Linked DNA regions of Mus musculus: region 1 is linked to region 2. A link is a contact called in ENCODE Hi-C or POLR2A ChIA-PET data. All regions are on one chromosome and are shown on one strand. The core of a region is the stretch at or near the end of the contact, and the rest is flanking DNA. Distances in the headings are between cores, read along the strand shown.

Evidence for each region. A loop is a pair of places that touch in the nucleus more often than their neighbours do. ChIA-PET counts read pairs that join two places held with the same protein, here RNA polymerase II (POLR2A).
Region 1: a map of heart shows a loop between it and region 2 (2.2-fold over the local background). The contact joins two enhancer-like sites. A Hi-C loop is called at or near these places in 3 of 37 maps with a recorded cell type or tissue (CH12.LX, heart and left cerebral cortex). POLR2A ChIA-PET finds 5 or more read pairs at or near these places in 3 of 5 experiments (Patski and embryonic stem cell).

The regions. Positions count from the first base shown.
Region 1 is chr15:73,135,793-73,140,187 of GRCm38, reverse strand. It overlaps Ago2 (argonaute RISC catalytic subunit 2), which reads left to right. Exons shown (of 19, transcript NM_153178.4): 3 at 2,075-2,195. Among named protein-coding and RNA genes, the nearest start is that of Gm31725, 30 kb to the right of the region's middle. Within about 2 kb of position 2,940, at least 3 of the 3 ENCODE cell types and tissues checked have a DNase peak (open chromatin) inside an H3K27ac peak, as active enhancers do.
Region 2 is chr15:73,066,943-73,071,270 of GRCm38, reverse strand. No RefSeq gene overlaps it. Among named protein-coding and RNA genes, the nearest start is that of Trappc9, 7.9 kb to the right of the region's middle. Within about 2 kb of position 2,219, at least 1 of the 3 ENCODE cell types and tissues checked has a DNase peak (open chromatin) inside an H3K27ac peak, as active enhancers do.

The DNA of each region.
Region 1 (4,395 bases), core at 1,691-4,190, 68 kb before region 2:
TGTGGGAGGCCAGATTCAGGTCCAAGTGATGTTCAAATAGTGTGGTGCCTCATTGTGGGATCTCTCCTCAGGAAGCAGCCAGTGCTCCAGTGTGCTTGCATGGTGATATGGTGTCTCCCCAGGACCCCACTCCCATCCCTAGTGGAGAAGAGCCCTGCAGTACAGCTTGGCAAAATGGGCTCAGCAGCAGGCAGCTGAGTGCTGCGTTCATGCTTTCCCAGGTCCCAGGCATAACTGTGCCTTGCTGCCCCCACCCTGGCCTTTGTCCTTTCCCCATTGTTCCATGCACAGCAGTCTCTGTGAAAGCCAGGATGGGCCCAACATGGAGCCTCTGATGGCCAGAGATCTGTCATTGTTAGCACTGTGACACCATGGTGAGTCCTGTGTAGCCCACCCTCCAGCAGTGTCATATGTCCCTCAGTATAGCCTGGCCTAATGGGAATCCCATACAGCCAGCCCTCAGGAGATAGCTAGATGCCTTGTTGCTTGAGGGCATGGCTAGACTCATGCAAAATGAAGTTATTGTAGGGGAAGTGTACCGCTTCCTCCATCCCCCTTTCCTTCTGGCCAGACTTGAGCCTCTCTGTGGTCTGCTCTAGTGGTTTTAGAATGCAGAATTTTAGGTTTTAGAATGGTTTAGAATTTAGTTGGGTGAATGTGTTAAAGTAACAATATTACCTGTCCCCTGGCCTGGTATCGTAGTTTTAAGTCATTATCTCAAAAGGACAGATACAGGGTGTCAACCTTCTGAGACCCAGGGAACGTAATCAATGGCGTACCCTGCTGTTAGTATAGTTTGATGATATCTACATTTATAGGCAACGTGGCTCCATTGTGTACAGTAATGAGGTCCTATTTCTTAAGATACACAGTAGGATTACATCAGGCCACAGATATCTACGTTTAAAAAAAAAAATAGTGACCCTTAGAGTCTGTGGCAGGAGGGTTAGTAGATTTCCCAGCACCCACAGCAAGCAGCTAACCAGTTCCAGGGGATCTCCTGCCCTCCACAGGCACTGTGCTTGCATGCACACACCCACACACAATAATACATGTAATTAAAAATAAAGCAAAAATCTTTTTTCAAAACAACAAAATAGAAGAGCAGTTTTAAAATATTTAATGTGTCTGTGTAAAAGCTTGGGTTGTTCATAGTGTTCTGGAAAGGCTGGGGTGGGAGGCAGTCTGAGCAAACTTTTAACTCCGTGCCCCAAGGAGAATAGTCCCCCCCCCCCCCCCCCCGCACCCGCCAGTTACTGCACAGCAGTTCCCAGGGCCGGAAAGTGGGGTGCAGTGGAGAGCTCCCTCAGTAGCCTCTCACCGCCTCTGTACTTCAGTGTCCCTGCATGGAACGTGGCGATGGTGGTGTGACCTGTAGGTTCTCGAGAAGTGGGGCTATTTGCTCCCTGTTGGCCAGGTTGAGACCTGGTGGTTTGCTGCCGCCCATGTGTTCAGCATGCAGACTGCTCTAGAGTACAGAGTGCACAGGTGATCCTGAGGGCTCGCTTTAACAGCTTAGTGAGGTCAGGGGCCTGGGGCGGGCCTGGGGCGAGCCTAGTCCGCAGGGCTTCCTTCTAGATGTCTGTACAACTAACTACCTTCTGCTTGCCTTGGGGAATAGTGAGTGAGGAGATTTATTTGGAAAGATGTTGGTGATGGTTATGCACCATGCCTGTGACTGTAAAAAGTGGGGTTGGGGGTTTGTGGACTACCATGGACACACAGACTCACAACAGAGGTATGGGTGTCTATTCTACAACTTTGAGACAGAAATTCCAACAGTTACCCCTTCAGTGACCCTTGGTACTCTGATGTTATGGTAGCAAACACTATCTGCCCCATGTAACTCATTAGAACATTCTCCCACATTTGTGTGACCAGAAAAATGAGATGAGCCTACTTCAGGTTCTAGGTTGTCTTTTTTTTTTTTTTCCTCCCCCCACAGAAGAGGGTAGAAAGCCACATGACAGATGGAACCCCTGGTCTCCTAAAGGGCCTTCAAAGCTAGTGTGTATCGGACAGATGCCAGCCCGCAGCCTCACTGACGTCTTGCTGAACTCTCTGCCTGTTCTAGGGAAATTGTGGAGCACATGGTCCAGCACTTTAAAACTCAGATCTTCGGGGACCGGAAGCCAGTGTTTGATGGAAGGAAGAATCTGTACACAGCAATGCCCCTTCCGATCGGCAGGGACAAGGTGAGGATGCATGTGCCGGGGCCTAGTGGGGTGAGATTCAGACAGCTTCCAAGGCTACTTGTTTCTCTTATGTAGGAGATCGCGTCACCTGGGAGGCACGGGCGGCTGCCGTGCGTGGGCTTCTTCATGAGGGCGCGCTGAGGTTCTCAGCGAGGCTGCTCAGATGCAAAACACTCCGAAGTGCAACCCACAGTCCACCACATACTGTGTGTGTGTGTGTGTGTGTGTGTGTGTGTGTGTGTGTATGAGAGAGACAGAGTATATGTGAGAGAGTATGTGTGAGAAAGAGAATGTGTGTGTGTGAGAGAATGTGTGTGTGTGTGAGTGTGTATGTGTGTGAGTGTATGTATGTGTGTGTGTGAGAGAGAGTGTGAGTGTATGTGTGTGTTTTCTGCTGGCAATATAACAAAGCGGAAGTGCTGCAGCCGCCTCCTCTGCAGTGGGGAGGAGGAGGAGGAGGAGTCAACCTGGTGTGGTAACCATAGAAAATGTTACCTTCCCTTATTATTTTTAGCCTTATCGTGGCTTTATTTAAAAAGTAATAAAGCGTCTGTCCAGACTTTGACAGTCTGAGAATGAAGGGCGGGCACAGTTCCTGCAGGCCTGGCAACGGTTGTTGCTAAGTGACCACGAGCCTTGGCTCCTTTGTGCCTGTCTGTATTCCCAGTGGGGCCAGGCAGTCGTGGTACCTGGTGGCTCTGCTCCAACTCTCTGTGCTGACAGGAACGCACTATGTTAGGGCAGGGAGGGGACACTGACTGCACAGCTCTGTGTCATGTTCTGATCTCCCTGCCCCCACCCCCAGTGGCACGTGGGTTGTCGCTGCCACTCCAGGAACAGATAATGGGCGTAAGGCTCCAAGTTGGAGGGAATCCCAGGACTGGGTGTGAATGAACTGAGCAGGCCCTCCCTGGCAAATTAACATACTGTGAATTGGAGATTTATTGATCTTAAGGTTTTGTGTTTAATTTACACATTGTTTTTATTTAAAGCTCTATAAGAAAGAAAAGCATAAGGAGTTTATTCACAGTTTTGTTGGTACAGATTTATAATTAGACACTGGGAGGAGCATGAAGAGAAAGCTCCTGAAGGAGGGATGTGGCACCTCTTGTGCTCAGATGCAGATACACAATCAAACGAGCTACCAGCCCAGACTGGAATGAAAATAGACATAGTATGCATGTCTTTCCTAGTAATGGGACCTGACAAAAGCCACCTCACATTGCCAGCCTGTCTACCTTTCTAGTGCAGAGTGGAGCAGCCAGGGTAGGCAGCCCTGCCTCTCCTGTGTGTGGTACGCCTCAGGTCTCAGCTGCAGTGTGGGTTTTCATCCCAGGTCTGGGGGCTTCATGTGCCCCTCTCTCGTCCACACTGCAGTGTAAGTAGCAAGGCTGAGGAGCCCCAGCCCACTGCCGAAGACTTCCCAGCCCCTGGCAGGTAATAATACACACAGTTGATTGCCTGTGCTAGGCCGCACACAGCATTTGGAGATGCGCAGTCCCTTGTAACTTAATCCTAGTCTCCCGTGTCAGTGTTTTCAGATGACAAGCTGGCGTGGGGTTCCCCTCTGTCTGAACTGATCAAAAATAGTTTCCCTTTCTTCACTACCAGCAAAGCTTTGCTTCAGTCTTTTTCTTTTTTTGTCCTCTGTAGTAAGGAAGGGCTCTCCTTGACTCTGTTAGCTCAGCCTCTGCCTAGTGATGAGTGGGGACTGTGATACCTGATACGGGCACTGTGCCCTGTGTACATCACCTTCCTTAGGAGCAGACTCTGTAGAGCTGAGCTCACACTCTCCATAGGTGTCCATCTCGGTGCCAGCCCACGTGGAAAGCTCCTTGGGGTCGAGTGTACTTGTGTCTGCCAAGCGCATGGCTTCCCTTTGAGATGGGATGGAACTGGAAAGTTAGATGCTGGTTGCTCTAAATTTGGGGCTGACATCTCAGCCTCTTTTCACCAAAACCATGCCTAATATGTTATCCTTGGCTGTGTTTGGCTGTGTCCAGCTGTGCCTTCTTTTGCCAGCTGTTTGCAGGTTACAGCTTGTGAGCTGCTGCCTCCTGGGCCAGGGAGAGTGGAGTATGTCCCCTTGTTAGATGGCAGTTGTGACTACTCAGATCCAGCTCAGGGAATCTTGAGTTAGTAGCCTTGTTAGTAGCCTCAAGCTGTCTAGTAGCCAGCTGGCTCTGGGAGGGGAGGCTCA
Region 2 (4,328 bases), core at 970-3,469:
CTCATTATACCATTCCCTCAGCACTGAACTGTGAAGGTGGTTTTTAGTTTGTTTTGTGGTTCTGGGAAAGAGCCCAGGGCCTCCCATGTGCTCAGCCAGCATCCACCATCAAGTTCAGCCTCAGACCCCAGAACTAGTGAAAGAAAAAGAGGCTTTAATTATATTTTGTTTATATGTTAATAGGTGTATGGGCACCTCTGTGGTCCTCAGAGGACATTTATGGAAGTTAGTTCTCTTACCATGTGGGTCCTGGGGATTGAACTCAGGTCTTCTGGCTTGGCAGCGAACACATTTACCTGCTGAGCTGGGAAGTTTTAAGATGTGTGTGACATGTCCTGTCAGGTGTGTGTGTGTGTGTCTGTATGTCTGTGTGTGTCTGTGTGTATGTGTGTGTGTCCGTGTGTATGTCTATGTGTGTTTATGTGTCTGTGTGTCCAGAATTTGTCAGCTTGTATTTCGAGACCAGGGGTTTACTATGGAGAGCTTTGGGGGCCGCTTCTAGAAACTTGGCAGGAATTTGACTTTGGGCTAGGACAGGGAAATAGGCTCAGATATCTTGGGCATCCTGATAAGTCCCTAGAAACATTGATCCCAGGACTTTTTTTTTTTTTTATTGTCTTATTTGTTCCTTAACTTAGAACTGACCTTATTATTTGCATGTACTTAAAATGGTATAAAAGCAGACTGGGAAAAAATAAGCCTCAGAACAGGCTGGGGTCGTGCCTCAGTGGTGTCTAATTGTCTTTTTTCTTTTTAATCCTCGCTCCTTCCCTGGAGAACCCATTGGCTGACTGAGATGACTTGGTCAGTTTACTCTTTTGGCTAGACCAGCTGGCCAGCCAGACCCTGGCTCCTTCCATTTTGACTCCTCCAACGCACATAGCCATGACTGCTTTTCACGTGAGTCCTGGGGACCTAACTTAGTTCTTCATGCTCACAGGGCAAAGACTGGATCAACGGAACCATCTCTCCAGTCCCTTCATGGAGATATGTTGCCTTTTTTCACCTGTCTCCGTGTGTGGCATGCATGTGTAGACATGTGGTATGCATGTCTTTGCATGTGACTGGGTACATATATATGTGTATCTGTGTGGGTGTGTGTTACACATCCCTACCTGTGCGTGTGGAGGCCTGAGGTTGATGCTGCGAATCTTCCTTGATCCTCCTCTGACTGCTTTGTTGAAGCAGGGTCCCTCACTAAAGTCCACAGCCCAGCCCTAATCTTCCTAGGCAGCTTTCTCAAGGAATCCCGTCTTTGCCTTTGAGCCTGGAATTATATATTATATGGCATTATATTATATTGAGGCTGGCCATCTATAATGCATCACATGGTATCTCAGGGCACTAACTCCAAGTGCTTTAACCGCAGAGCTATTTTCCTAGCACCTGTCCACCATTTCTCTTTGAGTCAGAACCATGCCATGTGGCTATGCACCCTAAACTGGCTTTGGATTTGAGGTCTTCCTCCCGCAGTCTTGAGAACTGCGGTTACAGGTAGGCTCCTCAAGTGGCCCCTGCCTGCTTTCCTTTCTTTCTTTCTTTTTTTTTTTCTGGTTTCTGAGACACCGCTTCTCTTTGCAGCCCTGACAGTCTCCAGACTCAAAACCATCTGCCTGTGTCTGCTTCTTAAGTGCTTAGGTTAAAGATACCGTGGACACACCCAGGTATACACATGAATAAATAAGTAAAAATTTAAAAACTAAAAAATTTAATTTAATGTTGTATTATTTAGGATAGGGAGTATACAAGCCAATATTCTAATCATAAGGCAATAACTTCACAAATATACAGCACATATTTCCAATTATATTAATTATATATGTTATATATGTAATATATAATTATTAATATATATGACATTTGATATACAACATAATATAATGTAATTAAGAACTTGAATCTTTTTGTGATAAGGGATTATGTAGTCCAGGCTAACCTTGTATTCACAGCGACTGGCAAGTGTCTGTCTCCACAATTCTGGATTAAAGCCTGTACCGCCATGTCCAGTATAACCTGAATTCTTAAATCACTATTTAAGATCACTGCCAATTCAGTTAAATCTGTTATGAGTTCCTCCCCGGCTTGTCTACTCAGAATGCGTCCAGAACTCCCTGACCCAGGCTCCCCAACAAACCCTGGGTTTCAGAGACAATTTGAGGCAATTAGCTCCTAATTCAACCCAGATGGCTTGTTTTCCTAGCATGGCTGCTAACACCTTCTGCCACCTGGTGGTCACATGTGGAATTGCAGATCCCACTAATCCTTGATAAGAATTTTTATTTCTTATACCTTTTTATATTTTTCTCTGAAGTGTAAAATTCCATTTAAAAAATTGGATTATAAATTTTGTAAACAAGGTTTCTGGTTCTACAAGTGATCACTCTGCTTCGGTATGAATACTCTAGCACAAATATAATACTTAGGTTAACTAACAAATTCTATAATTTGGCAGTTCCTGTGTGTGAAAGTTATTTCGTATTAACTCAAAAAATTTGTTGCTTCTACAACATGACAGCTATACCAAGAGAATGAAAAATTAGGTAAAAGAGAAAAATTATTTTGTTGACAATTCACACCAATTTTATTACAGTTGGAAAGCACACATTGTTCAAGGTATTTCCCAAAATTAACAGTCTCTTTGAAAAATGAAAAACTATTCTTTTTAAATGACCTTAGGTGGGTCAATGATCAAGGTGGGTTTTTGTTTTGCTTTTTGTTGTTGTTGTTATCTGCAACAGACAGGGTTTCCTGTGTCGTTCCGACTGTACTGGAATCTTTCTGTAAACCGGACTGGTCTTGAACTCAGAGAATCATCTGCCTCTGCCTCCAGAGTGCTGGAATTAAAGGCTTGTACCACCACACCCGGCTTTAAGGTGTGGTTACAAAGAATAATAAAAAAAGGCATGATTGGTTTTTTTTAGTTTAGTTTTTTTTTTTTTTTTCTGAGCCAAACAGGGGTGAATGGCCAAGAACACAAATTCATTCAAGTTACCCGGAATGACGTGTTCTGGCACAGATGAGTTTTGAATACAAATTCAGGAAGGGACGAAACTGTAGCTCTGTGGATAAGAGGGACTGGCTTGTGAGGTCCTGGGTTTGACCCTCAGCACGGTATAAACCAAGTGTGATGATCTAAGCCTGCGGTCTCGGCACGCTGGTGGAAGCTGGGGATCACGAGTTCAAGGTTACCCTTAGCTAATTAGGGAGTTCAAGGCCAGCCTGGGCTACTGGGGCTTCTGTCCCAAAAGGAAAAAAAAAATGTGTGAATCTTCATAGAGACGCCTATCCCACCTTCTGGGCCTCAGGCCGGACACCTCACCCTTTTCCACCCAATCCAGGCCACTTTCACAGGCGACCCTGAACCCATTTTTGGCCTAAATTAGTGTTCTTCCCGCGCTCTGCTATGTGGCCGCGCATGCGTAAAATATACAAGACCTATGACGCAAGATTGACGTAGTCGAGAGCTCAGTTCCCAGGGCAACAAACTCCGGCCGCCCGCCTTCCGTTGGCGCTCGTGCGTCACTTCCCGTTCGCCCCTCCCTTCTCTTTTCTCAACCTGATTCACGATAGGTTCCGCCCCAGGGCGCGGCGGGCGGCGGGGCGGTGCTGGGAAAGGCGAGCCTTCGGCTGTGGATTGGTCCTGAGCCTGGGTGGGCGGAGTCGGGCGGAGCTTGTCTTCCCCCCAGCCAATCGCTTTTAAATTTGTCCCCCCTAGTCACCGCAGAGCATGCGCAGGACTCAGAAAGGATTGTAATCCACTACTCCGGAGTTTGCAAGCAGTCTGAGGGAACTCTGACAGTGGCTGGGGTGTGTGGCCTCGGGGGCGGAGCTGCAGGAGAAGGCGTTGATTGGTCGACTGGTGCCTGGTTTAGGGATTCGTAGCACACAGCCTTTCATTCATTCACTCATTCATTCTATTCATTCAAGGAATGGATTGAGTGATACCAGGTTTTGTGACTTCGACCATGTCCCCCACTCCCCATCCCCCAGGAGCCCATGCTTTGGTTGACACGTCAGTGTCGCCCTCTCCTCTCAAGTCTGGTGTGATAAGTGTTTTGCAAAAGGGGGTACATTCTTCTTTCTTCCAGGGACATTTGCAGGTGGCTCCACCTCTGAAATCAGGTGTAGCACAACCCCAGATCTGCAGAGCATCCCAGCTTGCTGAGAATTTACTACTGCGCCCCTTTCTTTCGCTTTACATTCACCTGGGCAGTAGAGTTGTCTCTCAGAGGCACTGAGAGGTTTGAAATGAGTTTGTGTCCACTAACGTTGGGGTTAAATTCCAGGAGTTTGGCTGAAGGTGGGCCTCAGCTGGTAGACTACTTGGT